Regions from separate parts of the Homo sapiens genome. Here region 1 is linked to region 2. The links are chromatin contacts, found by Hi-C or POLR2A ChIA-PET in ENCODE. All regions are on one chromosome and are shown on one strand. The core of a region is the stretch at or near the end of the contact, and the rest is flanking DNA. Distances in the headings are between cores, read along the strand shown. Region 1 holds the start of BEND5 (BEN domain containing 5). Region 2 overlaps AGBL4 (AGBL carboxypeptidase 4).

Region 1 (3,878 bases), core at 382-2,881, 96 kb after region 2:
CTGCTGGTCAGTTTCCAGTTCTTCCACTCTTCAACTTCTGCAAACCGATTTTTCAGAGGCAACATGAGTTGTGAGACTGAGCTAACTTGCCATGAGACCCTGGGCAAGTCTCTATGGGTTGAGAGAATGTTGGGTTCATCTTTTAGGCTAAATGTGAGGAAGCAAAGGAACTTGAAAAAAATAGAGAAGGTCTCAAAATTACAAAACATCTTCATTCAGTCACTAACCCTTCGTGTTCTTTCTGGTAGAAGGCAGGAACACTATTTGCCCACTTTAAGGTTCATTCTCCTTACCAGCAGGAGCTAAAAAGGCTGCTCCCCAAAACGGAGATGATACTTCCCCCTTCCTTGCTTGTCTAGACTCAAACTTTCTGGAACTAGCTGGGAAAGAGGGCCAGCTGTCTTCTCTTTACAAAGGAAAAGGTGTCTCAGCATGGCAGGAAGAACTGGAGCATAGGAGGATAAAGGGCTGGTTTCTTTCCCTATCACCAACTGAACCTCAGTACCCTCATCTACGAAATGGAGATGAGACTAGCTGCCTTAGCCCATCTCTCAGGGCCCTGGCAGGGCAGGGATGAGAGGTCCAGTGTTATTCTGACCCAGAAACTCTCTCCTGGCCCTCAACTCTCTCATTCAGGGAGCCTTCTGGGAGATTCAGAAAGGGGTGTGGAGGCTGAGGGATGCCTTAGGGCCTCTACCTCCTTACCTCTGCCACCTGGCCAGGGAGGGGCAGGAGAGTGTGGTGTGGAGCCCAGTGCACTGAGGTTCATGGCCTCCTCATCCTGTCCAATGTTGGCCCGGATGGGACAAGGATGTCATAGCTTCCCTCTGTGAGGAGGGACTCCCACCTAGAAGATCTGACAATATCCTTCTTGCTCCTCACTCCAAGGAGGTACCAACAGCCTTTAAAGGGAGAGAGACAGACAGCTTGAGAAACTTAATTCTTGACAGAAAAGAACAGAGGGAAGGAACTGGGAGAGAGGTAAAGAGAAGGTGAGAGAGAAATGACGGTACAAACAGGTAGGGAGAAAAATGGAAAGTGAAGGAACGAAGAAAACACAAAGAATCAGAAAGAGGAGGACAGACACAGATGAAGAGATGAAGACGGACTGACAGCGCGGGAGCTTCGGGGAAGCGGGGAAGACAAAGGGGACCATCCGGTCTTTTTAACTGGCCTGGCCTCTTAGAGACACCCCGTTCCCAAATGAAATGCCCAGAGGACGGGAGAAGGAGGCAGGAAGGAGCAAGCAGTGGCTCCCCCCGGTCCCCTCCGCCCGGGCCCCCGGCCCCTCCCGGGGTCCCAGCCCCCGCCCGGGTCCCACCGTCCCTCCCCGCCCGCTTGCTCACCTGCCAGCGCCAGGATCTGGGCCTTGTGGAGCAACAGCGCGCCCCAGTCGCGGGGGGCGCGCGGGGGGCTCTCGGGCCCGGCGCCCAATTCCTCCGGGCCCCGGTACACGGCGTACACCTTCTGGTTGTCAAAATCCAGCCGCGAGCGGGGGCTGAAGTCGCGCACGCACGACACGGGCAGCGCGTAGCAGACGTTGTCCTCCAGGAACCGCACAAAGGCGTACATGGTGGGCGCCGGGGGCGGGCCCCGGTCGGGCAGCTCAGCCCGCGGGGCGGGCGCGGAGGTGGGGATCCGGCGGGGGGCGCGAGTCTCGCTACGGTGCTGGGGGGGGCGGGGGCGGCTCCCCAGGACCCAGGCTCCCCCCACTGTTATTGTTCCTGAAAGCACCGTTCTGCCAATCGGCTGCTTTCGCCTGGGCGCGGAAAAGGGAGGGAGGGGGGGAAAGGGGGACGAGGGGCGGATGAGGGGGGTTTGGAAGCGCACTGCCACTTGCAAAGTCAGACCCGAGCAATCACAGCCGGAGCGCGATTCGAATGGGGAGGGAAAAGGGTTCAGAGATTCAGTTGCAATAAAAATAATAACAAGAGCATTGCAGGAAAAAAATGCATTGATTAAAAGGTGCGCTGCGTGCAGGATTATATTGCTTCAACAATCGCGCTGCCAAATTGCATTGCAACAAAACTGCATTGCCAAGTAGAGAAGTGTATGAGTGAGTGAATGCGGGATAGGGGTGGGGGCAATCTTGATTGAATCTCAAAGTGTAAACTTGGAAGCCAGCAGAAGTTTGGAGTGTTTTAAATGTAGCCACCCTACCCGCGCCCCCAGCCCCGCACCCTCCCCGCGCCTTTCCCAGCCCTTAGTTTGGCCCCGCCTTTTCTTTGCTTTCTTTCTTTTTGTTTGTTTGTTTGTTTGTTTTGTTCTGCAAAACTGCCAGCTCCCTCTGTGGAAAGGGTCAGTCAGACAGAAAATTTCCCCTAGAGCTGCCAAACCAGTTCTGACCAGAACTGGGGCTTATCTGAGATTTCCAGTTGTGCCAGCTGGCTGGGGAGGTGGAAGGTTTGTCAAGGGCTGCTCTCATCTGAGGGAGCAGTGGCGCCCCTCTCCTCTATAGTCTTTCTCCATTGAGATACCCTCTCCACAGCACGCCCACCACTGAGCAGGGACAACTTGGAATCGCGGAGGGAGTTGAGGAGCGCTCTGGGTAACACAGGCCCAAGGCTAGGGATTTCTGGAGCACTTTGAAGAGTACAGGAATAGTACTCCATGGAATAGCGGTCTTTGCTCTGTCTCTTGCCAAAGAGAGCCTGGAGGGGCTTGGGTCCCCTCCAAGACAAGCCGTGAGGACCAGCCAAAGGGGGCTGATTGGGCTCTGTACTCATAGGAACCCTATCCCACATCAGAGGAGGTCAGTACCTTCACAGGGATGCCTCGTATCAAATATGGCTAGTTATATTTCTGTTGCCTAGCCAGACCTGGCACTTGACAGGGAGTTAATGAATTTTGGGTAAAGAAGAATAAATAAAAACCCACATCCATCCATCCATCCATCCATCCATCCATCCATCCATCCATCCAACCATCCATCCATCTGTTCATTCATTCCTTTATTCAAGCAACCAATATTCACTGAGTTTACACCACCTGCCAGATTCTGGGCCAGGTGCTGGTGATAGAAATGAAAAGATAAACACCTGGATTCTTGGGCCTTGCAAAGTCAGTGTACCAGAACTTGAATCTCAGTTTTGGGTTCCTGTGCCAAAATTAGGTAACTGTATGAATAACATACCTTTCCCATCCTCACAACCTTTACAATCTAGTCTAGGAGTATTAAAGAAGTATAAGCAAGTAATGACAGTATAATGAGAAAAGTATTGTCATAGAGGAATGCTTAATGGAGGTGTTGGACTCAATTAAATGTTATATTTTTAAAAATTCATCTTAATAAACTTTAGCTGTAAGAAAAAAACAGAATAAGTGCACCAAAATGTTAATAGTGATTTTTTTAGCTTCTTAGTAGTGGTAGATGATTTTGTTTTTCCTTGTATTCATTGTGTGTGTGTGTGTGTATGTAACTATTTTCCACAATGTTTTATTACTTTATCATCAGAAAACATCAAACATTATAAAATCAAAGCACTGTGCTCATATTTCACATCAGCTGCACTGACAATGAGGCAGATATTTATTTCACTGTGAAATAGACAGTGCGTTATATAAGTGAATCCCATCAACATATAGCTCTCATATCCAAATGTGTAGGTCAGTACAAATTTTTTTAAACCAACCCACTGGTTATGTGGTACAGCCAAAAATGACCACCACTTGTCCTGATGCAGCTGTTGGTCTTATCTTGCCCCACAAGCTTGTGGAAAAAAAAGGAGCCACTCTGAGTTGTTCCAGCACATTTACTGTCATGATTATGATTTCTTTGGACTGATCCTCAGTGAGTTTTTATTTTAAGAATACATTCCTATGGTGGTCAAGGGGAAGTAATGTGCAGCAAGACTTCTGATAATTCACAAGATGGATCA
Region 2 (3,502 bases), core at 433-2,932:
AGAAATCATTAATATTTTAAAGCTGCCAGCACCATGGTTTATTAACACACATTTCCTACCTGCTACTGTTAAAGGGAAACTTTCTGTTTGAGAAAATTTGAACATGGGGTGATTTCCCAACTTTGGTTCAAACTCTGCTCTCAACCCCTGCTCTTAGGACCACATGGTCTAGTGTGGGAGATGGATATGCAAGTTGACAGTGGAATTCTGAGTGCTCACTGAGTTGATTGAGGGAAGCACGGGGTACTGGGGAGCCCAGAGGGAACCCCCTGGCTCAGCCTGAAGGGTGGGCACAGGGTTCTTAGAGGAGGGCTTCTGATTTTAGGGTAACATTTGTACAGATTGTGGAAAGAATGTAAGAGAATCAGAAGGCCTGTGCATAGACACTGGCTTTTGCAACTACTTTGAGTTGTCTTGGCAATAGATTGAGGTTAAGATCAAGGGTCTCTGAGTCAGACAGGCCTGGGTTCAAATTCCAGCTCTGACACCACTGGCTGTGCAGCAATAATCATGGCTAATATTATTTGAGCTGTTACTGGGGTGTCAGAGAGAAGGCTGCCTGACAGGCCTAGGACGATGAAGCCTGCTCAGTACAACCAGGGCCACAGTGGGGGTGATCTCAATGGGTGACCACAGCCGTGGGAACCTGCCTTATCTATCCTCTCCACCTCTCCCTCCCAGCCCACCTCTGCACTCATCAGTGTGGGTGATTTCTTTTAATTCTCACAACCACCCTGTGGGGTCATTCTTGTCACCCTCATTTCACAGAGCAAGAGACTGATAATCAGACTCACTTGCTCCAGGTCACATGGCTAGCCAGTGGATAAGCCAGGATTTGATCTCCAAGCACTGAGTTCTTCTGCTCCTTATTCCAGAGGTGGTTGTGACATTAAGTGGCACATCTACATTAGCACGGCACTGGCACAGGTCATGCAGTCAGCAATGGTAGCTACTATGTTGCTTTTATCACCTTCTAAAGCCCAATTTGTTAGTCGCTTTTCCAATAAGCCCACCCTGATCTCTGCGGCCAGAGGCCGCCGTGTGTCCCAGCTCACGGTGCTTAGTAACTGCTGTCCTCTGTGTGCTATACCTCTCCTGTGCCATGGCCACCTCCCCTGGGGAGAGACTGCATCCTCTCCCTTTATGTTCACTCCTGGCAACCACCACACTTCTTGGCACATTGTAAGGCTGCAGTCAGTGTTTGCTAAATGGAATTGAGAGAAAACACTGTCAGCCAGATCAATTCCCAGAAGAAATGTTTTCCAAAGGTCTTTAGTCTGGGCACATCAATATAAAAATGACGCAGCTATAATTTGCTTTCAGATTCAGACTGGGAAGATGAACTTTAACCCTGTCAAAAAATGAGAACAAATTAAATTGAAGCACAAAGTCGTTTCCCTTGTTCCAGGGCTCTGGATTTCTAATTAATGTGCAGCACAATTCTGAAGGCTGCAAGGGGATCAGTAAGATCGTGTCCGTTACCTTGCAAACTGAGTAGAGCTCAAGATAGAGCTTTTTGTTTGCTTATTTGTTTTCCTTTCCTGGGATGTATTGTGCTTCTTGTGGTACAGGTTCATAGATGAGAGCAATCCCAGGCGATCAGAAAAAAAATGATTGCTAGAAGCTGACCTTGTACAAAAGAACACACAACAAAACAGCTCTCAACACAATCACTCCCCGACCCTGTCCCAGAGGATAGCAGCTTAGCCCCAGGAAGTTAGAAAAACCACAACGAATTTCAGTGGCACATGCTGAAAAGGTGACGGCCACCTTGTGGCAAGGCCGAAGAAGAATTCCCTCCGTGACTAAGTGCTGATATTTAACTCAGAGTTTTGGCAAGGCGGCTCTGGGGATTTGGCACCCAAGGCTCTGAAATATCAATATATGTTCGGAGACTGTGGTGAGTGACAAGGATCTCATTCAGGCAATAAAGGGGCAATCAAATTAAGTTACCAGCTAGGAAAGGAAACTGACCTTGAACAAAGGGCGAGAGTGCAACCTGGGGCAGAGCTGTTTCCAGGAGTTGGCCACTGCTCCTGCTTGCAGGTAATAGAGAATGGGGCAATGCTCTTCAACCCGTTAATCCCCAAACTTGCATGAGTGAGAGTCACCTGGTGTACTCATTAAAATTACAGGTACAGGTTGCTGGGCCCCACTCCAGACCCACTGAATTAGAATCTCTGACACAGGGCATGGGAATCTACACTTTTAAAACTAGTGCCCTGGATGCTTCCTGTGTTGATAAACCTGTGGAAATTACTGGCTAGAACACCAATACTTTCCTTATTGGATCCTCTGGTATACTATCTGGCCTTGGGCAAATTTTCCCTTCTCCAAACTTTCATTTCTATATCTGTAAAATAGGGATAGGGACCGCTGCCTCTCAAGGATATATTGTATTTGAGGAAGAAATAAAATGAGTAAGTCGGGGTGCAGACAGCACCTGGCACTTAGGAGATGTGCAGTGCATGTGAATCCTGCCCTTGTAGGTGTGAAGAGGCCACTGTCTTCCACATCAGGCCCCCAAAGATGCCTTAAATTTCTCTTTCTGCTTTCAAATTTTTGGCCCAGAGATACTGAGCATCAGCCTCAAATGCTCCTGCCCATCAGGGAGGATTACTGGGGTGAGGGGGTTGGGAGCTGTGCCCTTTCTGTGGAACCAGTACCACAGGACTCCAGAGCCCTCAGTGGCAGCAGGATATCATGACGGTTTCTTTGGGAAGCTCTGCCAGGAAAAGCCAGGGTCGAGTTAACCTCCCAAGTCCTTGATGGAATCAGCCCAGGCTGATGACTAATCTTCTAGGTTTCTTCTCCCCACTCCTGGCTCCTGCCAGGTCTCTTAACAATCCCAAAACAGTAGACCCGGTCCAGGGACAGGGGCTCTCAGCTCAGAGTAAGGCCTTGAGGGATGCGTTACCTCACTCTTGGCTCAAGTCTGCCAAGAGATAGGATTAACTGGGGAGTGGGGGAGGGCCTGGCAGTCAAGAGACCTGAGTGAGGAGACAACAGGCCAGAGACAGTGTGTGATAGGCTGAACTGTGTCCTCTCCAAATTCATATGTGGAAGTCCTAACCTCCATTATCTCAGAATGTGGCTGTATGAGGAGACAGGGCTTTTAAAGAGGTAGCAAGGTAAAATGAGGTCATAATTAAGTTAAAATGAGGTCATGAGGCTGGGTCCTAATCCAGTATGACTGGTGTCCTTGTAAGAAAAGGAGATTAGGACACAGACTTGTGTGAGCACAGAGGAGTGGCCATGTGAGGACAGGGGAAAGATGGCCATTACAAGCCAAGGGCTGAGGCCCAGAAGAAACAGCCCTGCCAATACCTTCATCTCAGATTTCTGGTCTTCAGAACTGTGAGAAAAGAAATTCCTGTTGTTGAAGCCATGCAGTGTGTGTATTTGTTATGCAGACCAAAGTCATACAGAGGGCCAGGGACTTAGGCTTTCATGCTGGACTCTTTTCCCTGGCTCTCTGGCTTGGATTTTGGGAAAAGACTCC

Evidence for each region. Hi-C counts contacts between places; a loop is a spot of excess contacts on that map. ChIA-PET counts read pairs that join two places held with the same protein, here RNA polymerase II (POLR2A). Pooled maps may share reads with other maps.
Region 1: a map of aorta shows a loop between it and region 2 (4-fold over the local background). The contact joins the promoter of BEND5 here to the enhancer-like site in region 2. A Hi-C loop is called at or near these places in 2 of 168 maps with a recorded cell type or tissue (aorta and chondrocyte) and 2 of 50 pooled maps. POLR2A ChIA-PET finds 5 or more read pairs at or near these places in 1 of 52 experiments (WTC11).

The regions. Positions count from the first base shown.
Region 1 is chr1:48,775,260-48,779,137 of GRCh38, forward strand. BEND5 (BEN domain containing 5) reads right to left here and starts at 1,632. Exons shown (of 6, transcript NM_024603.4): 1 at 1,347-1,632. The coding sequence starts at 1,572. All of the region lies in intron 6 of AGBL4 (AGBL carboxypeptidase 4), which reads right to left.
Region 2 is chr1:48,678,848-48,682,349 of GRCh38, forward strand. The region is part of intron 6 of AGBL4 (AGBL carboxypeptidase 4); the gene reads right to left. Among named protein-coding and RNA genes, the nearest start is that of BEND5, 96 kb to the right of the region's middle. Within about 2 kb of position 1,683, at least 4 of the 41 ENCODE cell types and tissues checked have a DNase peak (open chromatin) inside an H3K27ac peak, as active enhancers do.